Regions from separate parts of the Homo sapiens genome. Here all the other regions are linked to region 2. Evidence: chromatin loops called from intact Hi-C (ENCODE). Cell type or tissue: endothelial cell of umbilical vein. All regions are shown on one strand. Region 1 overlaps PDE4B (phosphodiesterase 4B). Region 2 overlaps PDE4B (phosphodiesterase 4B). Region 3 overlaps PDE4B (phosphodiesterase 4B). Region 4 overlaps PDE4B (phosphodiesterase 4B). Region 5 has its middle 88 kb from the start of SGIP1. Region 6 has its middle 30 kb from the start of SGIP1. Region 7 overlaps LOC105378776 (a long non-coding RNA gene).

Region 1 (4,000 bases), 120 kb before region 2:
GTGAAAAACAAGACTGGAAAAGTGAGCAGGAACCTCATCATGAAGGGCCTATGTTAAGGAATTGGCCTTTATGTTGCAAGTGGAGAGTTACTAAGCAGATAAACATATAATGCAACATTTTAAAAAAATAGCTCTGATTGCAGTATAGAAAATGGTTTAAAGGGTAGGGAAGCTTAAAGGCTAGTACTCAAACCTACAGAGCCAAACAGGAGGCTGCCATGATATTCATGTAAAAGAGGATGGGGATTTATATTACAGATGATCTAGTGAGCAGTTAGTACATATTTGCAAGTCAGGATCAGCAGGAGTTAGTGTTTAATTGAAGGATAAGGAAGAGGGAGGTTTCAGGCTTGGTCGAGAAGATAGGTGGTTGCACTATTTCCTGGGATCAGGAGCATTCTCTTACTACATGAAATAATGTACATGAAAGTGCTTTGTAAACTGTAAATATAACATAAATATGAGTCCTCTTGATTGCAATGGACAGACATGAATTAAGATTAAAGAAGCTCTCATCAGCTGGAAATACAGACATGCAACCCTTTAATTATGGATGCCCTTCAACTTACAATGTCCCAAAAAGCCCATCCTAAGTTGAAAATGCATTTAACACACCTAACCTACCAAACATTACAGCTTAACCTAACCTACCTTAAATGTGCTCAGAACACTTACATTAGTGTACAGTTGGGCAAATCATCCAAAGCAAAGCCTATTTTATAATAAAGTGTTCGATATCTCATGTAATTGAATACTGTACTGAAAGTGAAAAACAGGAAGGTTGTATGGGTACTCAAAGTATAGTTTCTGCTGAATGCATATGGCTTTTGCGCCATTGTGAACTCAAAAATTGTAAATTGGGCAGGGCGTGGTGGCCTGTAATCCCAGCACTTTGGGAGGCTAAGGTGGGTGGATCGCTTGAGTTTGAGACCAGCCTGGACAACGTGGCGAAGCCCTGTCTCTACAAAAAATACAAAAACTTAGCTAGGAGTAGTGGTGCGTGCTTGTGGTCCCAGCTCCTCAGGAGGCTGAGATAGCAGGATCACTTGAGCCAGAGAGGTGGAGGTTGCAATAAGCTAAGATTGTGCCACTGCACTCCAGTCTAGGTAATAGAGTGAGACTCTGTCTCCAAAAAATAAATAAATAAATAAAATAAGTAAAATAATCGTTAAGTTGAGGACCATCCATATAAAAATAAAGATACCTACTGGTATTGATAATAACTATAACTCAATAACTAATCTGCTTTTATGTGCTAAGCACTGTTATCAAGAGTTGTACATATGTAATAATTAATTTAATTTTCACAGAACCCTGTTTGACAGGTAAAAATGTTGAGACATGGAGAGGTTACCTAATGTCGCATAGCTAGTAATAATGCAGCTGAGAAACAAACCAATTCACTTTGGCTCCAAAATCTGTGCTGTTAACCACTATAGTATATATCTCTCCATATGACAGACAAAAATTAAGGAAATTACAAGTTAATTTCTGTGTGTAGTGAGAAAACAGAGAAAGGTGGAATGAATTAATAAAATTCAGAGTGTGGCAGTGAAAGGCAGTATTTCTGCTTTCTAGAAAATCATTTTATTGTTTAGAGCAGACCTACATACACTCAATTCTATGACTCAGTACTAAGACTGGAGTGCTCATTTCGTTATTCTACAAATTTGTAATGTGCTGGCTTTGTCACTAGATGTTGCTCTTGCAATGCAATGATTCTGAATATCTGGACTTGCTCCTGAGAGGCATTGCCTTCTCCAGGGGTTTGGGAAAGTAAGAAGTGTATCAGTTTTCATAATCAATCAAATGTTTTATAATTTCTATGCCATTTGATTCTTAACTAGTGATTTATCAAATTATGATTTTTAAAAATTTATAATAGTTCCATAAATAATCTGGTTGCACTCTAAGAGAAGTTTTTTGTTTTGTTTTGTTTCTTTTCTGTTACTTTCTATAAATTATCTGATAGATTCTCTAATAGCAATTTTCTAACATACAGCATTAGCTTTGGCAGCTCAAATTGTTTAAGGGAACCAATGCTGGGCATCTGTAAAATCCATTTTTTGCTTCTGAATGTTCTGTTCTCCTAAACTTCAAAAGTTCCATAATGATAAAGTCATGTTGACATTATGCCCTATTAATGTTTCTTTATCTCCCTTTAATCTTTGGATTGTACAGTTTTAATAACTCCTCCAACTCATTCAACAGTACATCAGCTCAAGGTACCACCTATGCATGAGATTTACTTATATTAATTAGCTTTTATTAGATACTAGACTCTGGAAATCCGGGAGTCATAGAAGATGCACTTAAATCTAAATCCGTTATCTTGTCCCAAATTCATCCTGTTGTCTTATGAACAATGTGAACTTCACATCAGAAATCAGAACACTTCACTTGACTAGCCTAAAAAAAAAGAAAGAAAGAAGAAAAGCAAGAAAGCAAGAAAGAAGGAAAGAAAAGAATCAGAACAAACCACAAGATCTTCACCCATCTCAAAGTTCATCTTGGGAAAAAAGGTTGGAAAGGGTCAGTTTCTGATACAGTTCACCACACTCCATTTATCACAACTGCTCCTGTCTTGATTATTTTTTCTTTTTTGTATCTCTCCAAGAACCCTGAGGCTCTTCCTTTGGCTCCCTATTTATATGTACCCCCACCTCATGGGGCCACTTCCTGCCATGGCCTTAACTATCCCTACTTTTGTAGGAAACCCCTAAATCTATAGCTCGAATTCCCATATCTCAGTCTTCCTGCTCGATGTCTCCACCCGGATACAAATCAGTACCTTTAAGTTCAACGTGTACCTTAAAAACTCAGTGACTACCTTAAACTCCCCCAACAGGAGGGGAAACTCCTCATTTCCTTATTTCTACTCACGGCTTCACTGTTTTCTCAGATATCCATTTTTTAAATTGAAAATTATATTTCTTTATGACCCCTTATCCAATTAAATGTCAAGTTCTGCAAAACCTCTGGGCTCTCTTCAAGTTGTCTCATTCTGTCCCTTTCTTGACATTACCTATTGGTTCTCATCAGAATGGGTGCAATTTCTAACTATTCTTTCCAGGTCTGTCCCCACTCCAATCTATCCCTCCACATCCAAGGCATTTTACTTTCTAAAACACTTTTCTGTTGGCCCATCTCACTTTCCATCTCACTAAAAACCTTCCCTGGCTCCTTTCTCTCTCCTCTCTCTTTTTCTTTTCTTTTCTCTTTTCTTTTCTTTTCTTTCATTCTTTTTTTCTTTTCTTTTTTTCTCTTTCTTTCTTTCTCTTTCTTTCTTTTTGAGACAAAGTGTCACTCTTATTGCCCAGGCTGGAGTGCAATAGTGCGATCATGGCTCACTGCAACCTCTGCCTCCTGGGTTCAAGCAATTCTCCTGCCTCAGCCTCCCAAGTAGCTAGGATTACAGGCATGTACCACCACACCCAGCTAATTTTGTATTTTTTTTTAGTAGAGACAGGGTTCCTCCATGTTGATCAGACTGGTCTCAAACTCCCAACCTCAGGTGATCCGCCTGCCTCGGCCTCCCAAAGTGCTGGGATTACAGGCATAAGCCACCACGCCCAGCCTGGGTGATTTCTTTCTATGGAGTTAAGTACTGACTCTATAATCTTTGTCTGGACTGTCCATAATATGAGCGTGGGAGGCCTTCTATCCTTATTCTCTACAAATGTCTATAGCTAATATGCTCTGCTCCACCCAAATAGCCATCAAACATCTTAATAAGCGTGTTCAGTATTTTCCCATTTCAGTACCTTTGTTCCTGCCATTTCTCTTCATTGGCAGCATCTACCATCCCTGACTTTTTAAATCCTTCAAAGTTCCTCTGAAACACTGCTCACTCAATCAAGACTTTCCTACTTTCTCTAACCTGTAATTGTCATGTTTCCTTTGGACTTCATGAAGTATACCCATTGTTTTTAATTCTCATTCTGTATTAAAATGTCTATTACAGTTTTTAAAATATTTTTTGTTTCCCCTACTTTGTTTC
Region 2 (4,000 bases):
TTCTGTCCTTAATCAAGCCCACGGTGACCATCACCAGAGGCAGTCTCTTTTACTGCATAGTCAAAGCCCTGTCTTGTCTTCCCTCCCAAGGATGCTTCTATGCTTTTGAGAACATGCTGACATTTTCTGGTTGTGTCCAAAGCAACACATTCTGTGTGTGCTCAGGACAGGGGACAATAGTCTGGAGGGGTGAATACAGAAATGTCCAGATGCCAATAGCTGCAGAATATGCAGCAATGGAAAGTATCAGTATCCATACAAAGATTTTTCAAGAAAACGAATGGGCTGAGCCAAGTAGCTGAGATTGAGAATGAGTTCATAGACTGTCCAAGATCTTTATCCCAAAAACATTTGGATTGTTTATTTTCAGTATTTATCCTCTTTCCCTACTACCTGGATACTCCAAATTTGCATATACTTGTAATATTAATATACAGTTCCTTTGCAATATTTATTTTGTTGCTTCTTAGAGAAACCCAACTAAATGAGTTTAAAAAATCTGTGAAAGGGCTGGGCACAGTGGCTCATGCCTGTAATCCAGCACTTTGGGAGGCTGAGGTGGACGGATCACCTGAGGTCAGGAGTTCAAAACCAGCCTGGCCAACATGGTGAAACCCTGTCTCTACCAAAAACACACAAAAAATTGGTCGAGCATGGTAGTGTGTGCCTGTAGTCCCAGCTACTCGGGAAGCTGAGACAGGAAAATTGCTTGAACCCAGGAGGCGGACGTTGCAGTGAGCTGAGATTGTGCCACTGCATTCCAGCCTGGGCAACAGAGCAAGACTCTATCTCAAAAAAAAAAAAAAAAAAAAAAAAAAAAGAAAGAAATCTGTGAAAGTGCTCTGAAGTCTAATATACTGTAAAAATGCAAGTTAACATTGTTAATGAGGGTTAATTCGAATAGCCCAAAGGCTTAAGTGGAACAAGATATGAATCAGTAAGGAGGAATAACACCCTTTTATTAATAGCAGTGATGTTTTATGTTTATATGATGTTCTGTGGAGCATTTCACACATTTTCCATACATTATCTTACTTGGATCCCCAAACAGCCTTGCAAGATAGATAAAGTAGATATTTCCCCAGCATGTCAGGTGCAAAGCTGTCCTCTTGGTCCACTACAGCAGCTCTCTCATCCAAAGCTCTTCACTCTCCATCTTAGGGACAGGTCTTCCTGTTGCCATGACATCGTTATCCACTCTGGTATTTCCCACCAATGGGCTCTGCTGAACACTGTCTGATTGGCCCAGCAGTAAAGCTCTTTACTGGGTGCTCTCAGGATTCATACAGCTCTCTCGTCCTGTGATCTAGGGAATAAATAACTAGCAGCTACCTTTCAAAAACATTCTCAGCATTTCTTAGCAGAAGCAAAACAAGCGAAGAAAGGAAATGACTGCACTGTGTTCAGCTTATTCAATTTTCTCCATTACCTTGAGCTTGTTATTTTGGGTCCCTGGAAAACACCTTGAAAATAGTCTCTAACATTCATTAAGCACACATAAAGAAGTAAAAGGGAGGGAAAAGGAGTGGGTGGAAGTGAGAGAAATATCTGAATCATGTACGGTTGAGTTTTTGTAACCAGTATAGATCAGAGATTCCCTGACTTTGCTGTGAAACTTCCTTTTTAAGGCTAGGAAAGCACCAGAAAGAAGAAGAATAAGAAAATATATATATATCATACATATATATATACACACATCATACATATATATATATATATATACACACACATCATACTATATATATATATATATATATATATATATATATATATATAATTTTATTTATGAAAGAATCACATATGACCAAAGTTCTTGTGTACAGTACAACTTGGATGTATTAAATGACTGGCCAATTACCAACATGTTAATAAAGGAAAGTTTCCAGTAGTGTGGAAAGAGACCTATATAATGTCCCATGGGTGGGTGCCCTTTGACCATCTACCCCTAAATCCCAATGCAGCATCTCTGTAGCTCCCCAGACCATGGCAGGGGAATTCCCTTCCCTCATTCAACTAGTGCCTGTTCTTTCTCTCTACTTGTCCCCACCCCCAGTGTTTCCTGTTTGTCCAACAATGAGGAGGCCAGCGTAAGGCCACACTGCTAGCTCATGCAGGATGCATAGCCCCTGAGTAAACCATAACAGAGCCATAAGCCTGGTATTTAATCACAGGAACATCAGCAAAAGGAACTGCTTAATTGTTTTTTATTTTCCCTTCTTTCACCTGTTGGAAATGACTGCGTGCTCTGTAGATCCAAAACAATTGCATGGATGTCCACCGAGGGGATATGTGTTTCTTTCAGGGCTCAAAGTATTTTCACGTGTTTCATCAAACTCCTCTACCAGCCAAAAGCATTCCACAGAACTTGAGAAATTCCAGAGTAGTCAGGAGCCAGCTCCTCATCACTTTGGAATAGCAACATATTTTAAAGTTAACAAGGAAAAAATATTGAGTCAAAACACGTTAGACCTGGGCCTGCCTTCTTCAGAAAATGACTCACAGAATCCAAGTAGTGGCAAAGTCATTCTTTGTCTTTGGGTCCCTGGAAATCATGAGGATTCCATCCAGACTTCTTATCTGGCGCACATAAAAGGAAATGCAGTCTGTTGTAGCAAGATGAACACGGGCTTTGGAATCAGATGAAGCTGGGACTGAGTCCCAGCTCCACCAGTCACTAGTTATGTGACCTCTGACAAGATATTTAATCTCAATAAGTCGTAGTTTCTGCCTTTGTAAATAGTAAACAGCAATACTTACCTTCCAGGATTAAGAGAGAATACATCGATTGCATTCAGTGTAAGACCCACTGTATTGTGAGTGCCCAAATCATGGAATCCATTATGATTGATCTTTCTGAAGTTATTAATGTTCTTTCTTTGCATGGAAACCAGGAAACCTTGTTTACTTTTCAAGCACCATCACAATAACAGATGTGTCATCTTATTTTTCTCCAGGTTGGTTTCATCGACTACATTGTCCATCCATTGTGGGAGACATGGGCAGATTTGGTACAGCCTGATGCTCAGGACATTCTCGATACCTTAGAAGATAACAGGAACTGGTATCAGAGCATGATACCTCAAAGTCCCTCACCACCACTGGACGAGCAGAACAGGGACTGCCAGGGTCTGATGGAGAAGTTTCAGTTTGAACTGACTCTCGATGAGGAAGATTCTGAAGGACCTGAGAAGGAGGGAGAGGGACACAGCTATTTCAGCAGCACAAAGACGCTTTGTGTGATTGATCCAGAAAACAGAGATTCCCTGGGAGAGACTGACATAGACATTGCAACAGAAGACAAGTCCCCCGTGGATACATAATCCCCCTCTCCCTGTGGAGATGAACATTCTATCCTTGATGAGCATGCCAGCTATGTGGTAGGGCCAGCCCACCATGGGGGCCAAGACCTGCACAGGACAAGGGCCACCTGGCCTTTCAGTTACTTGAGTTTGGAGTCAGAAAGCAAGACCAGGAAGCAAATAGCAGCTCAGGAAATCCCACGGTTGACTTGCCTTGATGGCAAGCTTGGTGGAGAGGGCTGAAGCTGTTGCTGGGGGCCGATTCTGATCAAGACACATGGCTTGAAAATGGAAGACACAAAACTGAGAGATCATTCTGCACTAAGTTTCGGGAACTTATCCCCGACAGTGACTGAACTCACTGACTAATAACTTCATTTATGAATCTTCTCACTTGTCCCTTTGTCTGCCAACCTGTGTGCCTTTTTTGTAAAACATTTTCATGTCTTTAAAATGCCTGTTGAATACCTGGAGTTTAGTATCAACTTCTACACAGATAAGCTTTCAAAGTTGACAAACTTTTTTGACTCTTTCTGGAAAAGGGAAAGAAAATAGTCTTCCTTCTTTCTTGGGCAATATCCTTCACTTTACTACAGTTACTTTTGCAAACAGACAGAAAGGATACACTTCTAACCACATTTTACTTCCTTCCCCTGTTGTCCAGTCCAACTCCACAGTCACTCTTAAAACTTCTCTCTGTT
Region 3 (4,000 bases), 100 kb before region 2:
CCGAGTCATGTAAATGTGACTTGATGTAAAATAATATGTATCATGTATACAATATTTTAGCAGCCAATTTGATACATAAGGTGGGGTGCTCTCTACTAAATTTCTTTTTCTAAAATTTATCAGTAAATTTACTGAGCAGGAACATTACCACTGGTAACAGATCAGATGTTATGAAAAACACCACAGAAGTCTATGGGTCACTGGAAATGACAGCAAACCATAGCACCAAGATGACTAGGGAATCACTTTGAGGACTTCAAGCCAGATTGCTGCAGATACTAATGATATCAAAGCCTGGATATCCATAGCCTTGATTTATGGTGATTTTCAACACCAGTCAATTAGAATGCATTTCAAGAAAAGACTGTGTTCAGAGAAATCGTATGAGACATTTCTTTTAATATGTGTCTAGGCCATTCTGGGGAGGAATTGGCTTTTTACCAACTGATAAAACAGAAGAAGAGGCTTTCTCCTTGGAAACCTATTTCTCCATACAGGTTCTGCCCATAGCTTTACTTGATTATGACTATCCCTCCGGAGGTTCATGTGGGTGTACCAGATGCAGGGTCTCTTCAAGTAGTGGACAAGAGGGTCAGTGAGTTATCTTCGATTTTAAGGAATTCAGAAAGTCATGACATTGATTCCGTTCTCATTCTTTGCCAGAACTTTCAGGACCTGTGATGAGACAGGGTCTATATGTGCATGGGTAAAGGGCTCTCTGAGAACCACAGCAATAGCCTGAGAGCAGTGCTGCATCAGATGACTGGAAATGAGGCCCAGCACAAGCAGAACCTTTGCTTGGTTTCTACATTAAGCAAGAACTGTCAGGCAGGATTACAACACTTACGGACAAATAGGAATAAAATCAATCTTGTGACCAAAGGCTCTGACCAGTCATGATAAAGGAAAGATTAGAGGGAATTATAAGAAAAAAGAAAAAGGAAAGAAAAGAGATAAAAAAGAATGGAAAAAGAAAAAGTCAGAAATATCAAACTATGTTTTCTTCCTTATTCTGAATTCTGTGTGCTGAATTAATGGAATAATTGCCTTAATTACTCGCCTTCAGCGTTTAGACAGCCTGCATATAAAATGATAGCAAAAATGCACCAGAAAAGCCCCAGTTATTTTGAGAATAATTTTCCAAATGGTTGTTTTGTAATAATTGCTTTTGTCTAAAATAGCCCTCTTATGAAAGTTTACCCCAGAGCATCAACACTGAGCTGTTTATATTGATTTGCAGTTATTTCATACATATCTAAAATTAAGTATTGGTACTCGCAAAAACATTAATACCTCAGCTAAAGTGCAAACGTTAAAATGTTTCCCTTAAGCAGATATTGTCAAATATAACACCCTGCTTATTATGGTTATTTCACTAGTTCAAAATTAATTTGCAAATTTAGCATAAATATTTCTTCTCTTTGAATGAAACCGAGGAGGCCTCATCTAAGTTCTCACTAGCTGCCTGAACAGTTGAGTCCGTTCCGTGTTGACTCCACTTCACATTTTTGTACTGCTGAGAAACAACATCCACCCACCCTCCCCTTGAAAGTTGGAATCATGCATGTTAGTAAGTATTTCAGTTATGCTATTGACGTCAATGGAGTCATTAAATAGATTGCTGGCCCTCCCAGAGGCAAATCGCTGCCAGGGACCTAGATACAGACACGTTTTTTACAAAGACAACCATCAGGTTTTGCTATAGCAGTAAGCCAGAGAAAGGGAAAAGTTTATACTGTAGCAGACCTATCTCCAAACACAGTTTCTTTCTTTCTTTTGCATTTTAGTTCCGGCCTTTCTTTCTCTTTGGTTACAGTAGGCTCAAGCAGATACCCAGATACTGTTGCCTGAATGTTTTGTGTGCAAAAGCATCTCCTGTAATTGAGACCATGAAGGGAGGTACCCCACTTTTAAAAATGAGTCTCACATTTTGCTCTACACAGCCTATCTTGATGTTGACTTGGTTGCATAAATTATTTAGGCAAATCACTATTGTCTGCCAGTAAGGTCGTGTTTGATATATAGTTCCCTGAATAAACAGTCTCCTCCAAACACACACACACTTTTGTACTTTCTGCCATCCCTGCGTGGCATGTCGCTGCATCCCCTCATCTATGAATCAACCTTTTTGCAGCTAGCACTGTGCTGTAGCATCAGGGATCTGCAGCAAAGGGTGGAGGAGGAAGCTGGGAAGAAAGCTTCACTTCTCTCAGCTGCCTCATCTGCAGCGCTCCCACAGGAGGCTGTCCACGTGCCTGTGTCCTCCCAAACCCTAGCTGCTGCCTGCCTCGAGCCTGGTCATGCAGCTCCCAGGCATGGCAGGCAGAGCCCTTTAGGAAACATGTGCCTCTTTCTGGGCATTCTTGACAGCTCTATTTACCTGCACAGCCCCAGGAGTCAGAGCCAGAGATTCGCCTCACACATCTGGACTCTTCCACCTCCAGGATCGAAGTTAGGGAGACATCTTGAGCAGACAGATTTCTTCAAATCTGGTTGTCAGAAACTATCCCATTGGTTTTAGAACCCATTTCTCTCTTCAGTCCTGTACCTTCACTCCCTGGAGACCCCCAACCCCCATTACTTATCAGTAAGTTTGTATATAAATGCCAGACATCTGACTACCTCTGGTAACCCCTTTTGGTTCATCTGGAGACCCAAATTCATTCACCTACACAACTGTCCCTTTTTCTGTCTTTCTGACTTTGAGTAGCATCTTCATCATCCACCCTTTTATCTCCCTCTTCACCTACCACAGCCAACTCCTTTAGTCTTTTTCTCTAATCTTTTTCCTTTTCTCCCCCACTTCCTCTGCCTTTGTTTATTGTTCCATCATCCTGTACCTAAAGCATTGTGGTGGTCCTCCAACTTGTTATTATTGTCCTCATTCTTTCCCCACTCTAAACCAGCTTCCATTCTGGTACTAGAATTCTTTTTTTTTTTTTTTTTTTTTTTTTGGAGGGACGGAGTCTCACTCTGTCATCAGGCTGGAGTGCAATGGCGCACAATCTTGGCTCACTGCAACCTCAGCCTCCCGGGTTCAAGCGATTTTCCTGCCTCAGCCTCCCATGTAACTGGGACTACAGGACCCCACCACCGTGCCCAGCTAATTTTTTGTATTTTTAGTAGAGACAGGGTTTCACCATGTTGGCCAAGATGGTCTCAATCTCTTGACCTTGTGATCCGCCCACCTCAGCCTCCCAAAGTAGAACTATTCTTATAAACCCCAGTTATGGTTACATTATTTTCTTCTTTAGCTATACTTTGCCTTCAAGATAAGACCTAAATGTCTCACCAGGCATGCAAAAGCCTTTAGAATTTTGCTCTCTTTCTTTGTCCTCATCTCCCACTTTACGCTGCCACCCCCCTGCACAACTGATGGCTGAAGTGCACTGAATATACATCCCTGAAATACACCAGGATCTTCTTGCTTTCCTGCTTTCATATATGCTGTTTCTTCTACCTGGTTGCCTTTTCTCCAAAATATCATTTACATATTCAGCTCAGGGATTATTTTTCACATTGTCACTGTGAACAAATTCTATATATCATCTGATTCTTGGATTCAGGATTAAAATAAATATATAGTCTCAATTCAGGGCCTGGGCCCTGATATATACTATGTGCATAGGAAATACTACTTCCTTTACCCATTTCCTTCTGGAAAGTGCATTTTAACCCTTCATCTTCTTGATATACCTTCTGCAACTCACCCAAAATTACTGTTAATTATTATCTCAAAATCTCTGTTATTACACTTGTCATACTGTATTGTAATTATTTCATTTTTTCCCATTCTAAACTAAAAGCATCCCAAGTTCAAATACTAATCCTCTTTTTCTATATCCTCAATTTATAACATAAAGCCCGGGACATAGCAAATGCTCAATAAATGTTTATGGACTGAACAAATAGGGATGAAATAATGCCCATGCCTGAACCAGATAAGATTAGAAAGGAAGTGAGGCTCATGTTCAGCTTTGTTAAGGCTTACTGAAATATC
Region 4 (4,000 bases), 110 kb before region 2:
TGGCAGGAAAGGGGCAGCACATATTCAAGGAAAAAGAAGTGTTCAAGTTTGGCCTTGGCAAGTGTGAGTCAGCTCTGTCCCTCATTCATTCACTCTTCTATTCAATAAGTATTTACTGAATGCTTGTCATATGAAGGACCATCCTGGGTGCCAGGGATCAAGCGGTAAACAAGTTGTTCCCTGCTCACATAATGTTTACATTTAATCAAAGGAACTATGTATTGAACACTAACTAGACAGAGCCTATTTAAGCTATAATTTTAAAGTGCTACAAAAGAGAAGTACAGGATGCATGAGAGCACAGAGCCAGTCAGTGGTCTGAGATGAAATGTCAGGCAATGAGGAATTATGAGAGATAAGCTGGGAAAAGGATGTTGGGGCTAGAGAGCAAAGACTTTGAATGCCAGGCTAAGGATTTTGGAATTTAATCTCTTAATTTTCCTGAAAAACAGCCCTCAGTATTAGTGCAGGTGTTATCAGCATATAGTATAGTGGAAAGAGCATGCACTTTGGGTTCAGAAAGACTTAGCTTTGAATTCTGGCTGTGCCAATTATAAATCATGTGTCAGTATGTTTCTTAAACTCTCTGAGCTTCAGTTTTCTTATCCTTAAAATGGGGTGATAATACTCCCAGTGGAAGCTAAGAAATACCTAGCACAGCCTAGCAGAGAAAAGCAATCACTATATGATAATTTCCCTTCTCTTGTCACATGTGAAAATTTCATACCACTGAGAGTTTAAAAGTACCCTGCCTAAGATCACCCAGCTAGTAAATTAATGGTAGATGTGGACCCTGTCTATAGACTACGGCTACTAGGTATGGGTACCTACAAGCTAGATTGTCCCTAAAGGACCAGAGATTAATTCAGAGCAGTAGAAAAACCTAGGGAATTAATTCTGTGGCCACACCAGTAGGAAGACTCTTCTTTAGCAACAACGATGCAGGCTGTTCTTTGTCATTTAGAATTTGGCTTCGTTCTCACGCTTGCCTGTGCAAGAGAATGCAAAAAGAAGTGAAAACTACAGATTCCCAGGCCTCATCTCGGATATACTGAAATAGACTCTTCAGGGTTGGAAAAAGAAATTTAATAGCTCCCCAGATGAGTCGGCTGCGTATCCATGTTTGAGAACCACTGGACTAGAGTCTCACTCTCTTGCTCATTGCAAATGTCCTGTTACTCCTTAGTGGAGCAGAGAATCCTTAATGCCAGTGTTTCTGAAAATGTGGTCCTCAGACCAGCAGCATCAGCACCACTTGGGAACTTTTTATAAGGGCAAACTTTTAAGCCCATCCCAGGCCTACTGAATCAGCAACTCTGGGGGTAGGGCCCAGCAGTGTGTCTGAATAAGACTTCCAGGTGATTCTGATGCACCCTAAAATTTGAGAGCCCCGCTCAATAGTATTCCTGAGAAGTTTTCCAGCAGTGCATCAGGAAACAGGAGAGTCTGGTAGAAGTTCTGCAAAACATGAGAAGAAGGGTAAGAGCAGTGAAATTGAAAGGTTAGGGGCAGAGAAAGGAAAAGAAACAAGAAAAAAGGAGGAGCCCCAGTACTATGGGAACATGGGTTTGCTTGTTTCATTTAACCCCTGACATCAGCAGGCTTGTTATGATGTAGAATGACGTCCCAGTTCCTCCATGAAAATTCTGTTCCCTAAGTAAAGCAAGCTGGATGACTGTTCCCAGTGGTTGTGTGACCTTGGCAAGTGACTTCACCTCTCTAGGTCTCTGTCTCCTGAGGTACAAAAATTAGGGGCCTGAAGTGATTGATCGCCAAGGGTTCCTCTGGCTATAACTTTTTACAGCACTGCCCAAAGGAATTGAGATTCACTCTGGCATTTCGAGTGATGCCTGAGCAAGTGACTCTTTTTCTCAGGGCTTCTTGGAACAGCAAAACTTAAAACAGGGGGCTGGTTTGGGACCTGGAGTAAACAACTTCCTTCCTGGAGAGTCTGAGCATCCTGAGGACTTGCAGAGGGAAATTCCAGGCCATCTGGATGTGAGAGAATTGCAGTCATCTACCCGGGTTACAGGAGCTTGCCTTCCGGAGATGGCATTATGTCACTACATAGTTCATTATGACCTGGAAAAGTCCTCAGTAACCATGAGGGTGGGGTGTCGGGGGTGGAATGGGCAGTTTTGATACACAGACTCAGTCCTTCTTTTCTCTGTCTCCACAGGAGGTCCCCAGCTGCTAGTCAGCCTCCTGTCTCCAGAGTCAACCCACAAGGTAGGCCATGTCATAAGGTCTATCTAGATGTTTCAAGATAGAATAATAAACATGCCTCTTATTCAGAACTGTTTTTTAGAACAATAGTGTTGTTTGCATATTGTGGCTCTCAAAAGTATGTCTCTTGGTGACTTTTTTCTAAGGTACACTGGAGCATTACTTCACTCTATTAAAACCACATTAAAAGCAGTACTAAATAATTTGCCCATTGTATGTGCAGGCTTTCAGAATATGATAAACATGGGGTAATGCTGCCTCTTCCCCAAAGAGGAGCAGGAGACAGAGTTGTATTGACAGTGCAGCTTGACCTCAGCTTGCTGGCCCCAATAAACTCCAGGAGAGCTAACATCGAAGACCTAAGGTGCTCCACGTTCGCCTGAGGGCCCCTGCGGATATGTTAGTGGTTTCCCTCTTAATGTCAACTATAGATTCCACTTGAATCTACATCCTTTCCAGGTGTGAAACCAAAGGCTCTTTCCAGGTCACGAATCATTTCTTTTGGAGGGCATCCAACTTTGTTCCTCAACGGTGTTTTGTTTTGTTTTGTTTTTTGTTTTTTAAGAACCTAACCTCTCATCTTTCAGGACAGTGCATCCACTTTTCTTGGTGTGTTGAGAGCTGCAGAGAGGAAGGGCCACCTTGAAGGAACACCATGGAGTTCTGTTGGAACTGAAATTCTTCTTCACACAAAATGCAACCAGTTCTATGATATTTGTTAAAGTCCAAATAATGTTTTCTCCTAAATCTGTTCCCTACTAATGTAGCAGTAGATTTGAGAAAAACCACAGGAGAAACAATTAAGATGAACTCACACTGAGATCACCTAATGCCTGACACCTAACGATGCCTCACATGCTTTTCTATTTCCAGCAGCGCTTCATACTTAAAATCTTTCTCTCTTGGTTGTTGTGTTTTCTTTCTGGTATCCTGATCATAAGTATAACGGAAGTATTACAAAAGCTTAGCTTCTAAAAGAAGGGAACAAAAGCAGCAGATTCTATTGGCTCATTGGCTTCTGAAGTATTTGTGGTGCATGCTTTTTAAAATATTTTTATAAAAGAAAGATTGAGAACGAGAAAAAAAAGTGAAAGAAAGATACTAAGTAAAGGTGAGTTTACTCTAGAGCCTCGTAATATGAAATATAAAGAAGTAAACAGTACTCTATGGACTTCAAAAACCTGGTGTGCTGCATGTACTATTTCTTTTAGAACTTTTATAAAAAGAAACAAAATAGGATGTTTTAACATATAACTCGTGTTACATACTTGGAGATCGAAGGAGGTAGTTTTGAAACTCCAATCATTTCATCATATTGGCCTACCAGTGAGGCAATGTTGCTCACATTTCTGTTAGCCAAATTTACATCAATTTGATTATTTAGACTATGTTTTCTTTTTCTTGTAATAAATACTGACAAACATTAGGAGAATATGTACAATTTATGGTTCTATAAATTAGCTCATTAACCAAAGATGTGGTTGGAAAGATCCTTTTGTGATTATTGGCACAGCAACTACAGCTTGACAACTAGGGATTCTTTTGATAAAGTCTTCTCAAACAATGGAGCAAAGAAATGACAGTACCACTCAGGCAATTTGTTTCCTTCTGTCTCTGTGGCAAACTACAAAAATCTTGGCTTTTCACTGGGAAGAGAATGTAGTGATACCAATTACTACGTAATTACGGGTTTCAAAATCTCCTTAACGTTTAGCCACGGTTAGAAAAGGAAGGAGGAGACACACATCCCTTGTTTTGTTCTTATTATCAGCTT
Region 5 (4,000 bases), 75 kb after region 2:
AAGGAAGGAAAGAAGGAAGGAAGGAAGGAAAGAAGGAAGGAAGGAAGGAAAGAAAGTTGGTGTGAGCTTAAAATTTTCCATAAAACAGTTTTCAACATAAAGATCTTGATACTACTGCCTAGCTCAAGGGATTGTTGTGAGGATTAAATGTGGAATTGTATGTAAATTGCCTAGAACTATGCTTAGAACTTAACGAAGAGTAGCTATTAATACTACATAATTGTATAAAACCAACTACCAAATATATATTAAAGAAGTCTGATAAAAATTTCTCCTGAAAAGAGATAACCCTTTAGCTAAGAATGAATGCAGGTCTCTGCTCACCCCCACCACCTTCCTATTCCCTCCCGTGGTGCTGTCTTTCTAATGTCACCCTGAGCTCTGGCTGCCTGGCCCAAATAAGTCAACACGTCAGCATCAGGAAAGAGGTATTTGGAGAAGGATTAGAGAGACAATTTTAAGCTCATACAAACTTTTCTTCTTTCTCTCTTTATTTCTCCCTCCCTCCCACCCTTCTCCCTTCCCTCCCCTCTCCTCCCCTTCCCTCCCCTCCCCTCCCCTCCCCTCCCCTCCCCTCCCCTCCCCTCCCCTCCCTTTCCTTTCCTTTCCTTTCCTTTCCTTTCCTTTCCTTTCCTTTCCTTTCCTTTCCTTTCCTTTCCTTTCTTTTCCTTTCCTTTTTTTTTCTGTGCATTAGTTCCTTCAGGGAGTCTCCCAAACCCACCAACACTAAATTTGGTACCTTTTCTCTGAATTTTCCTGGCACTCTGTCCCTCCTACTGTCAAAGCACTTAAATAGGGCCTGGTAGCTCTCTAGTTTGGAACCTCTCTCCCAATTCCTAAGATTTCCTTACATTTGTTTCCATATCCTTAGAGCCCAGCACATAGTAGACACTCAAAGCATGCTCGTGGAGCTGTTTAACTTCATGGTCCCACCTGTCCATCTTTGCGACCCTCTTCTCTATGTGCTTTGTTTCTTCCTCTGTGGGCTTTGTTCCTGCCTCTGTGGGCTTTGTTCCTGCCTCTGTGCACAGCCTGCTGGGGTGACGCTTTCCTGTTTGAGAGTCTTGACATTCAGTTTCTGTTTATGTACTTACTCAGGCTCATTATAAGAACTGGCTCTTTTCTTTTTCAATTAATTGCACTGCCATGAAAACTCTGTCTCTCCAACCCTTCTCCAAATACCTCTTGTTGCTGTGTTGAGTTATTTGAGCCAGGCAGCAAGAGCTCAGCAAGACAGTAGAAAGACAGAACCAGGAGAGAGAAGAGGAGGGTGCTGGAGATGAACAGAGACTGCAGGGGTCTCCTTTCAGGCTGGTCCAGAGCCCCACATCTCTTAGTATGCACTCAAGTAGACCAGGGTGAAAAATTCAATCATGAAAACGAAAGAACTTAGAACCACAAATGTGAGGGCTAGGAGGGGCATCAACATAACTGAACCTTTCATACTTGCTCCAATCACCAAACACACATGTGCACACACATGTGCAAATGCACGCACACACATGCACACACCTTGTCAGCTGGACTTGTCTCTGAAGTTTCCTTAGGTCATTGTGGAACAAGAGAACAATTTGAAAATCACCGGCCAAGTTGGATATTTTTAATTTGAGGAAAGGCACAGAGATGTTGAGTCTGGTATCCAAATCTCACAATTTCTGGTTTCTTTTCTTTCCATTAATTAATCTACACTGCCACCTCTGACCAAAACAACAACAACCATGCTCCATAGATGTATCTGCATTCTGGATGTCACAGCCATAGAAATCTTCCCAGTGTGAATCAAATATTAGTAGACGTGTTGCTGGAAAAATCACAGCTTTCAAGAATGAATCTGAAAGATTTCAAGCTTTTCTCAGAAAGAAAAGGCCGCGTGATATCCAGATTGAGATTATTTGAAAAGCTGAGACTGGGGAGATGAATCTTCTGCTTGGAAGGCCAGAAAACAACGAAGGCCATTTTGTGTGCCTGAGAGAGAGAGAAAGTGGTTTTACACCACCATCTAGTGGTAGAAAGCAATACTGTCGCTAAAGCTCAAAAAGGGTTCATGATTTTTTTAATTCAACCGACAAGGATTTATTCTAAAGTCTCTGATTTGTCAGAGCTTATACTAGACACTGGGGATATAGCAAATGTTAATTACAAAAATCCATATACCAATTTCAGAAATCTCTCTCCCCCTGTTATTCTTACAAGCATCTCTAGTCTGCGGTCTTCACTACCAGGTCCCTCTCACTCCTGAATCTGTAATCCAAAGTGACCCTCAGACAGCTCAGATACCAGAACATAGAGACCTCTTAAACGCCAAGCTCCTGATGTGGACATTTCTGGGGAAGGGGAGGCTTTCACAAGTTCTCCTTGAATGATAACCATTCAGTTGCTATCAGTCTGAGAATGCAAATATATGTGCTTTCTTGAGTCTTGGAGAATGAGACATCAAGATTCAGGTCATTCTCATGGAATTTTGGAGAAAGATTCTTATGATGGAATAGGACATTATATGATGTCTTGAAAAGGACAGCCTATGATGTTCAGGGCTCAAAAAGTATCTGACCTATAATCCAATGACCTATAATCCAATGATGAATTACACACACACACAATAAACATAATTTTAATGCATTGTTACACTTATTAAAAAGTGAGGGAAAACTTCTGAGGCTCTAAGAGTTAAGTAAATAATAACAGAAGCAATGAACTACAACCTGAGCAGGCAGCCGTAGCAGTAAGCAAGTGAGCAGAGGAGGGAGTTATATGGTGGGATTGTCTGGAAATAAATACTTACATTGCTGCAATCAGCACCTCCAATATAGGTTATTGGATTCTTACAGATTGTATTCCATAAAATATAGCTCATAACGAAAACAGAAAAACCAAAACCAAAGAACACACAAGGAGCACATGAGAGACAGCAGAAATAATACATGAAAGATTAGACTTTCAAAGACCAGATATTGGAGTGATCCGAAAAAGAATGTGAAATGCAAACCAAAAATAAAATTCTAAGTCCCCCCAACCAACTCAATGGACCCCTCCTGTCAGCCAAGGGGATTCCAAAGAAACATAAAATACTAGTTCCAGCCATGATGCGAAGGGCAGGGGAATTGGACATGCCTCATTACACCCTCCTCTCTTTGGAATTCAGGCACAACTGTCCAGCATTAAAATTAAAACAGAGATCTCAAGACTGACAAAACAGACTCTGGTAACATTAAGATACCAACTTCCAACCTGACTCAAGCATAGCATCACATGACAGATAGCAGGGCCTGAAAGAAACAAAAGTATTTTACCCCAAATTATAATTCTTTGCCATATTTTGAAATGGCCCTGCAAAGCTGTCTCCTGTGGGGAAAATTTACATTCTGCAGAGAATCCCCTTCCCTTTCCAGGTATTTTTCTGACCCTGAAGGGATTAGATGAGAGTTTAGCATTTTTAAAGGTATGAATAGGAAATATTAGAATATTAGCCATTTATTACTTCTAAGAGCAGCTGCCTATGAGACTTCACCTACATAATAAGAACTGTGGTCTCCACATCACCTTACGTTAACCCAGACACTCCTTTCTGTTGATTCCAGGTCTTTAGATAATAACTAACTCTTTCAACAAATTGTCAATCAGAAAATCTTTGAATTCATCTATGACCTGTAAGCCCCCACTTCAAGTTGTCTCACCTTTCCAGACCAAAGCAATGTATACCTCATATGTATTGATTGATGTCCTGTGTCTCCCTAAAATGTATAAAACCAACCTGTAACCCAACCACATTGGGCACATGTTCTCAGGACCTCCTGAGGCTGTATCATGGGTCATGGTCTTTGCATTTGACTTAGAAGAAATCTCTTCAAATATTTTACAGAGTTTGGCTTTTTGTCAACAGAAACAACCATGTGTAAAAGGTCAAAAGAAATGGAAAAGGAAATTTTAAAAAAGCAAGAAAAACAGAATGTGAAAACTGGGCTGGGCGCAGTGGCTCATGTCTGTAATTCCAGCACTCTGG
Region 6 (4,000 bases), 130 kb after region 2:
AGTCATATGAAGCAAGAGTGAGCAGAAACAATAAACTGCAGAGTTAGATCTGATAAGATTTATAGATTAAAATTAGTAGGTATTTTTAAAGGCTGTTTAATATGCTTAAAGAACCAAGGGAGTATTAAATAATGACCAAGAAGATGTGAAAAGGAAACAAAACTTTTAGAAATGAGAAATATAATAACTAAAATTAGAACTCGGTGGACAGGCAGAATAGAATATTAGACAAAGCTAAAGATAGAGAATTAAAGGCTATGAAAATTTCACAGATTGCATTACAGATTATTTTATTTTTAATCTTTTTTTTATTCCAGCATACACTTGTAAACAACTCATGGATCAAGTAAGAACTCATAATGGAAAACAAAATACTGAATGTAAAAACTAAAACACTGGTGGGGTCCAGCCAAAGCTGTATTTAAAGGAATTGTGTACTGTAAATGGTAATACTGGGAAATAAAAAGAAGGAAGGCTTAAAATACATGAGCCATGCATTCACCTTAAGAAGTTAGAATGAAAACAAGAGAATAAACCCAAGGAAAGTAGAAGAAAGGGTATTTATTATAAAAATAAAATCAAAAATGGATTGAATAGACAACAAAGATACAATAGAGAAGTTTGGCAAACCAAATTCAGTAATGTATAACAAAATGAATATGTAATATCTGTGTGGAATTTATATCAGCTATTCAAGATTTAAAATGTTAAAAAGCCAAGTAATGTAATTGGACACCTTATGTTCTTAAGAAAGGAGAAAAAAGTATGAAAATCTCAGTAGATGTGGGAAACGCACTCAATAGAATGTAACCCCCATTTATGATGATAAACTGAGAAACAAAGGGAATTTTCTTAATCTGATATTGATTTGCTCTTTAAACTCTATGAGGAAATATCATATTCAATGTGGTACTTACCATTGCTTCATTTTATAGTAGAGACCAACTTATACTGTAATAATATAAACTCCTGCAAGGAAATGTGTTTTCTGTATGGGTACTAGGTATACTGGGTCGCATTTTAACATAACAATAAATAGTTAACTTTTCCACTGGACAAATAAACCTTGAGATACATGATTATTGGAACAGGACAATAATACAGGACCTTGCATCTAATTAGTAAGGTGGGTTCAAAAATTGCATGATGCACCATGGAAAATCTTTCTCATTTTATGAGAATGACATTTGAAAAAAATTGAAAAAAAATTGTTACTTGGCTGTTTCTAGAATTATCCTTTCTAGATTAAAAACAAAAACAAACAAAACTTCCACTTATGATCTCTGAAGGCAGAGAGAACTGGGCTAAAATTCTAATTCTTCCTTTTACTAGCTATTTACTCTTTGGAAGATACTTAAACTGCCTGTTTCTCAGTTTATCTGTAAAATGGGAATGATCACATCTGTATCATAAGGTGTTATACAAATTAAAGAAACACAGAATTTACCATGCACCCGGCACAAGGTCAAAGCTCAACAAATAGATAACAAATTCATATCTATTTGTATTTCCATGTCTATTTCTCTTTTGGAGTAGCTCAGACTTTAAAATCCTACTTACACATTCCTGATTTTATATTTAGCTGCACATTGGGAAATGAAGGCAAAAAGTCTGCATCTAAGACTAGGACTGAGTATTAAAGGTGGAACAGCACCCTCCTGAGGACAAAGTGGATTTGACAGCCATTGTCACCTCAAGAGTCCTTAGACGGTAGCTAGCTGCCACTTGCCTTGGGAACCAGAACCAGCAACATAATTGGCAAGGCTCAGGGCAGAATAAAAATATGGTGCCCTTTGTTTAAAAAGTATCTAGAATTTTGAGACAGCAATAACAGAGCATTAAGCCAAGCAAAGGACCCCTTGAGCTATAGGGTGTTTTGTTACTCCATGGTTGCATGCCCATAAAGCATCTCTCTCCATTTTCACTCATAGAGAAACAGGATTTGGTTCTTATTATTAAACCAAAAGATCTCTTATGTATGATCTTTAGTCAGTAAAACTTAGTTTCAGTTTGGTGTTTTGCTGGAAGACATATCCGGACAGTCAGTTTCCTTCCACTGGGTGTTTTTTTTTTCTTTCTGTAAACAAACTTTATTTGCATTCTCTTATTAACATTAAAGGTTTACTGAGTTTAGTAAGAATAAAAACTCTCTGTAAATGTAATTACTTTTAGAATTTATTTCCTTTTAAAAGTGTTCCTAAAGGAATTCCTGAAACACATCAAATTTTTCAGATCGTTACCTCTGAGGAAAGGCAGAAGTGATGAGAATTTTGGAGGAGAACATGGGAGAAGAGCTTCGACTCTACCTATAATATTTTATTTCCAAATCTAAATACATATTAAAATTCAATAAAGCTGGGTGGTAGGCATACATATAATATATTCAACTCTGTAAGCTTCTGCCTTTGCAATTTTTTATGATAAAAGTATTTCCAAAAATCCTAAACTAATTATGGTCTTTAAATATAATTTGGGGGAGTTAAAAAAAGAATCTGAATTTAAGTTCTGCCATGCAGTGTGGCTGCATGAACTTGGCCACGTTCCTTTAACTCCTTGAGCTTCCATTCTCTTATAAATTGAGAGGGTTGAACATATAATCTTTAAAGCCCCTTTTAGGCTATTAATCTTTACTTCCATGAAACAAACAATATATTTAGAACATAATTTGATATAAGTTACAATTTCTCAATGTGCATAATTAATTGTGAAGTGGTGGGGCAGTGGGGTAAAACTTGGTAAACCTAAAGTCTAACTGAAAAGAGAATACAGTATGTGGGTATTTTTCCTTCTCTCAACTTTGCTTTTAAGAGAAACAGGCTAACCATGAAAACAAAAACAAACAAACAAAAACACATCAAAAGCCTCATGTCAAATATTCAGAAGTTTCCATTTTTTTGTTGTTATTGTTGTTGTTGTTTGTGGTTTTTTGTTTGTTTGTTTTAGAGACGGAGTCTTGCTCTGTTGCTCAGGCTGGAGTGCAATGATGCAATCTTGGCTCACTGCAACCTCCGCGGTTCAAGTGAATCTCCTGCCTCAGCCTCCCAAGTAGCTGGGATTATAGGCACCCATCACCACGCCTGGCTAATTTTTGTATTTTTAGTAGAGATGGGGTTTCACCATGTTGACCAGGCTGGTCTTGAACTCCTGACTTCAAGGGATCTGCCCGCCTCAGCCTCCGGAAGTGCTGGGATTACAGGCGTGAGCCACCTCGCCCAGCCTATTTCAATTTTTAAGGTAGAAAATTTGAAACTTTCAGCTGCGTGTGGTGGCATGTGCCTGTATTCCCAGCTACTTGGGAAGCTGCAACGGAAAGATTGCTTGAGCCTAGGAGTTTGAGGCTGCAGTGAGCTATGACCATGATGCTGCACTTCAGCCAGGGCAACAGAGCAAACTTAAAACAACCTTTGCAAAGATTATGACAGTGAAAGAAGTCTAGCACAGCTGACTCCACAGGCTGGCTTCTAGCCCCACAGGCTGGCTGTCCTCACTCATTCCTGGGTGTAGGCCAAGCTAACCATGGGAGGAATTTAGTTTATAGTTTAACTTTAATGTAAGGATGATTGATAATAGTCCCTTACTAAAACTGATCCCCTCCTGTTCAGGAATGGAAACCACCTTTGTCTGAATTTTTGGCATGAAAGAACAATGATTAGAATTACGGGAGGGGCCTGAATTCTGCTAAAATGTAGGTGTAGCTAAACAATAACCAGCCATTGTCCCTAGCTTGTTTTTCTATAATCTCTTAATGCTCAGGAATCATATGGCCAGAAGTCACAAGATTTGTGACTTTGCCAATTTCTCCTATAGATAACATCACTATTGTAAAACTTAAGATTGGTCTTTTGAGATATTTTTCAGACTTTTGCATTCTGGCAACTCACCCGACTGAGACCAGTGACTCATGACTCAGCTGGTCCTGTGTTTCCCACCCAGAGGTGGACTCAGCGCATGAGGACCATCCGTTTTCCACATTCCTATGATTTCATCACCAACCAATCAG
Region 7 (4,000 bases), 67 kb after region 2:
TTTTATAGATAAAATAGCCTGCTTTTCAAACTCTTCCATATTTGTAGCTTTGGGTTTCTAGATCTCTTTTAAGCTCACCAAGATCTAGTATTCAGCCTAGTACTCAGCCAGCGAAATTAGATGGAGTAGAATGGAAATTCTACTTGTGCTTCCCATAATAAAGCTTCACTCTTCCCTCTTCCTGCTTCAACTTTCTCCACAAACACACAGCAGTTAAATATACATATTTTTAAAGTTCTATTCTTATGCACCACAGAGCTTAAGAAACACTGCTCCCCTTGTGGTAGGTGCTGGACCAGCCAATGTTTTTGATTAGTAGGTGAGGCACATGAGGAGTTTGTGGTGAATGCATCAGTGGGAGGAAGAAAGGCATGAAATGAAGAATCGACATGATTGTGGTGCCTGGAGCCAGAGAGTTAGCTGCTGGTTCCAGCTCTGGTATTAACTGAGGGTGTGATCTGAGGTGAGTCATGCCTCTCTTTGGGCCACAGGGTGCCTTAGGGCTAGGCAGAATTCTTTAAGGCAGAGCTTCCTAGCTTATATGTAGTATCACACTGGTGTGCCACAAACGGATTATAGGTGTGCTATGAATTACTGCGTTCCTCAGCTCTCAGAATGTGCCTCTAGCCAAGAGAAGCCTCATCAGAGTCTTCTTGGGGACTGGTCTGAGCAGTGTAGGAGTCCAAGGACCACCCTCATAGTCCCTAGAGGAGGCAGTGGGCACCATGAGTCACATTTACCATGCATTTCTCCACTATAATGCCCTGAATGCACACAGCCAAGAAGGTAGGTGTTCTACTGCATGGGCATCTCAGCAGCCATCCATCCTAGCAGTTAGCACCGCAGACCATTCTAGGTAAGGCCTGAGGATCAGTAGGTAGTTTGTGTCCAGCTGCCCAGAAGCTTAGAGCTTAGCCCAAGATGTGGCCAGTGGGGATGAGTGAGTGCAGAAACATGGTGGGGATTTCTGGTCTGCCCAGCAACACGTGATAGCCCAGAATCTGTTTTCACATATATCAGATACTCCTGTTCATCTTCAGCAGATGGACAAAAAAGTCCATTTAGTGGTTTCCATGCTAGCTGTAGGGCAACTGCTCTTACAATGCATATGCAATATACAAATTAGACCTTCGTTATTATTTTGGAATGCTAGATAGCATAAAAGTCTGAATTTAAAGTACCTTTGCTCTATCATAAAAAATTAAACATTAACTTGTCAGTATAAGAAAAGGATAAGCTATTAGGTTCTTTAATTTCAAATGTTGCAAATCTTCAAATAGTTGTAAACAATGGTTTTAATTTTTTAAATTATCTTATTGTGGGAATGAAGGTTCTTGTTGATACACACCACTAGGAATTTGAAACAATCATCATTAAGAAGTCTTACTCAGAGTTTTGCATAGCTATTTTGAATATGGTATCTGTTGGTAAAAAGATATGTCAATGGTAATAAGTTCAAATTTCTAATTTTTTAAAATTATTTTATTTGGAACCTTTATATAAATTTAATATTTGATATTTTTCTAAACATCTTGTATTTTATTTTTCCTATAAGGATATAAATATAAAGAGTGACAATTTTTTTCACTGAACTTTGTTGAGCTATTCCCAGATCACCCTCCAGGTTTTGTAGAGAAAACATTTGTACAAAACAAAAAGTTTTTCTATGTGTGGAAGATGTGACAAAGATTGCCTACAGTGTTTTAGGGCAGTGGTTCTCAACTGGGGATGATTTTGCTTCCCAAAGGGCATTTGACAATATTTGAAGACATCTTCTGTTTGTCACCATTGGGGAGCTACTTATGGTGTTTAACAGGCAGAGGCCAGGAATGCTGCTAAATACCCTACAATGCACAGGAAAATTCTCCATAAAAAGAATTATCAGACCCAAAATGTCAATAGTGCCAAAGATAGAAACTGTGTTCTAGAGCCTGTCTCATTCTTATATCCTGATTCAGAATTATAAATGTTCTCATAGTGGTTGGCAATAACGGATGTGGCCAGAAATGGCCAGCTCTAATCTCCTAACTGCATCTATAATAGCAGACCCTGTAGGCAAGCAAAATGTGGGGCAGGACTTCCTATAGGCCTCCTTGAGATGGTATGCATTTCAAAGCAGCAGTTGTGTAACTTTTATGGCTACAAAGTTAGTACACCCAGGTGAGCATCTTCTTCTCCCATTTTATTTTTTTTAAATATCATATTCTAGAAATGACATTTTTGTTCCATTGGATTGTGACTCATGTTATTTTTCAACAACGCCCCTTCCTCTAGCCCCAACTCTGGATCTCACCATGACTAGCCTGGCTGGGATGGGTGGCCCAAAAGGCAGAGATTTGCACTGAAAATCTTTTCAAATCATTCCCTTCTCCTTCCCGTTCGAATTCGAAAGGGGAATTCAAATTCCTTCAAATTTATTTCGGAGTCGAAGTCATCCTATTGTTTGGCATTAATGTGCTACTTCTAAGACTAAACAAATCTTCCATATCCTTCCTCTCTGATGCACTCATCCTCTTGGTTGTTTTGTTTTGTTTTTTAACACGTCAGGATGATTCAAGTGACTAGGGATTAAACCAGTCTGGACAGCCATACTCCTTTATCAATACGACTCCTACCACTCCTTCAGTCAATTTTTACAACAGGTTCACATCTACCATCTGGTACCAAGAGCAGGTTTAATGGAGCATCAGACACTTTTATTTGTCCTAGGACTTAACAGAGGATTGGCAATTCTATTAATAAATGTACCTGGATAGAAGAAAGATCAATAGATCTAGGGTCTTTGTTATATAAAATTAAGCAAGTTATTCAGTCATTAGAGCCTCATTTTGCTCATATAAAAGAGTAGTAGTGACGAGAGGGCTGCTGATTTTTCCCCAACTTAAAATGAAAGAAAAAGCACTGAGAAATTTTGAAAAGCATGTCAGTATTAGGAAATGCACACTTTCATGGTATTGACTCATTGTTAATGTATCATTTATACTGAAATGAGGAAGTTGGGTTTTACAGTTGGAATCAGGAACTAGTTTACATCCTTTGCAGGGTTTAGAGGCCCTGGAAGATTATGGTCATCAGCGTGACCTGGATAGCGCTTTAATGCTGGCAAAAACAAACCATCAATTTATTTAAGAAATACATATTAGAAACCTAGTATGCTCTTTGTAAACAAATAGTACAAAGTTTTTTTTCTATTTTGCAGAGGAGAAAGCTGAAGCACCAGATGGTTAAAAGGACTGTTCAAGACAGCCTTGCAATTTTGACCAAGGAAGAAAGCTGAAGAGTGCTAGGGCAAGAGAGGAACTACGTCCAGAACAATTCATAATTCCAAATTCTCACTTCCATGATTTCAATGCTGAATGTGTACTTCTCTAGCTAAAAATACAATTGCTTAAGTAAAATCATCATTATTTACAGTCTTGCTGAATTGTGGTGTTGTTATTAACCAGAAACAACAGCTTAAGTCATTGTGTTTTGAAATACTTGATTTATTATCCTGATTGTTTGAAAATGCTACCTGAAATTTTTCCTGGCACTTTTGAGTCATTCTCACCAGGTACACACATCTGGTGTTTCTCCATGACACAGTAGCTGTTCCCCCTTTAATTTCTTTCTTCTTCCTAACAGACACTGGAGTTATAATATCAAACTTCCATTCATGATGAATATTTGAACTACCATGGAGACTGAGAGTCCAGGGAAGAAAATATGTCCTGTTGATATGTATCTCAATGCATCTTCCTTTCTATCTTCTTCCTGGGGCAGCCTCACATATAATTCAGTTAGGAACCCCCTAAATCCTGATCCATGTTGGGAGCCCTCTGAAACTTCAATGTGCATTAAACTCTCAAAACTTCCCAGTCTCTGAAGTTCCTCAATTGTTCAGCATTCCCTACTTGAAAGGCAGAGGACCACATCCTCAGGTCTCCTTTAATTGCATTTACCTGAGACTTGAATTCACTAATTAGGTATGTGGGTGTTTAGACAAAAGACAGAAAATTAG

What was found. A loop is a pair of places that touch in the nucleus more often than their neighbours do. Peaks named below come from ENCODE experiments on the same cell type or tissue, not always from the same donor. Only the 100,000 strongest peaks of a DNase experiment are listed, where the experiment ranks them.
Region 1: a loop joins it to region 2, with 3 times the contacts of the local background. A loop is called at or near these places in 7 of 110 quality-filtered maps.
Region 3: it touches region 2 in a loop (4-fold over the local background); 7 of 110 quality-filtered maps call a loop at or near these places.
Region 4: a loop joins it to region 2, with 5 times the contacts of the local background. A loop is called at or near these places in 7 of 110 quality-filtered maps.
Region 5: a loop joins it to region 2, with 3 times the contacts of the local background. A loop is called at or near these places in 19 of 110 quality-filtered maps.
Region 6: a loop joins it to region 2, with 5 times the contacts of the local background. A loop is called at or near these places in 2 of 110 quality-filtered maps.
Region 7: a loop joins it to region 2, with 5 times the contacts of the local background. A loop is called at or near these places in 19 of 110 quality-filtered maps.

Annotation. Positions count from the first base shown.
Region 1 is chr1:66,251,810-66,255,809 of GRCh38, forward strand. The region is part of intron 4 of PDE4B (phosphodiesterase 4B); the gene reads left to right. Among named protein-coding and RNA genes, the nearest start is that of PDE4B-AS1, 200 kb to the left of the region's middle. In endothelial cell of umbilical vein, a CTCF peak has its summit at 1,685; a DNase peak (open chromatin) is centred at 1,712.
Region 2 is chr1:66,369,359-66,373,358 of GRCh38, forward strand. PDE4B (phosphodiesterase 4B) reads left to right here. Exons shown (of 17, transcript NM_002600.4): 17 at 2,955-4,000. The coding sequence ends at 3,320. Among named protein-coding and RNA genes, the nearest start is that of SGIP1, 160 kb to the right of the region's middle. RefSeq lists enhancers at 3,463-3,552, 3,923-3,972. In endothelial cell of umbilical vein, no CTCF peak of the experiment used is centred here; DNase peaks (open chromatin) are centred at 1,303, 2,123 and 2,413; H3K27ac peaks cover 3,071 bases.
Region 3 is chr1:66,269,851-66,273,850 of GRCh38, forward strand. All of the region lies in intron 7 of PDE4B (phosphodiesterase 4B), which reads left to right. Among named protein-coding and RNA genes, the nearest start is that of PDE4B-AS1, 220 kb to the left of the region's middle. In endothelial cell of umbilical vein, no CTCF peak of the experiment used is centred here; a DNase peak (open chromatin) is centred at 1,541; H3K27ac peaks cover 1,628 bases.
Region 4 is chr1:66,263,859-66,267,858 of GRCh38, forward strand. PDE4B (phosphodiesterase 4B) reads left to right here. Exons shown (of 17, transcript NM_002600.4): 7 at 2,180-2,229. Among named protein-coding and RNA genes, the nearest start is that of PDE4B-AS1, 220 kb to the left of the region's middle. In endothelial cell of umbilical vein, no CTCF peak of the experiment used is centred here; DNase peaks (open chromatin) are centred at 183, 2,063, 3,093 and 3,933; H3K27ac peaks cover 3,911 bases.
Region 5 is chr1:66,444,606-66,448,605 of GRCh38, forward strand. No RefSeq gene overlaps it. Among named protein-coding and RNA genes, the nearest start is that of SGIP1, 88 kb to the right of the region's middle. RefSeq lists enhancers at 1,976-2,025, 2,036-2,085. In endothelial cell of umbilical vein, a CTCF peak has its summit at 2,001 (motif pointing left); DNase peaks (open chromatin) are centred at 1,056 and 1,976; H3K27ac peaks cover 1,298 bases.
Region 6 is chr1:66,502,387-66,506,386 of GRCh38, forward strand. No RefSeq gene overlaps it. Among named protein-coding and RNA genes, the nearest start is that of SGIP1, 30 kb to the right of the region's middle. In endothelial cell of umbilical vein, a CTCF peak has its summit at 1,685; DNase peaks (open chromatin) are centred at 1,665 and 3,945; H3K27ac peaks cover 847 bases.
Region 7 is chr1:66,436,241-66,440,240 of GRCh38, forward strand. LOC105378776 (a long non-coding RNA gene) reads left to right here. Exons shown (of 3, transcript XR_947467.2): 3 at 3,200-3,413. Among named protein-coding and RNA genes, the nearest start is that of SGIP1, 96 kb to the right of the region's middle. In endothelial cell of umbilical vein, a CTCF peak has its summit at 315; DNase peaks (open chromatin) are centred at 281, 2,371 and 3,041; H3K27ac peaks cover 2,404 bases.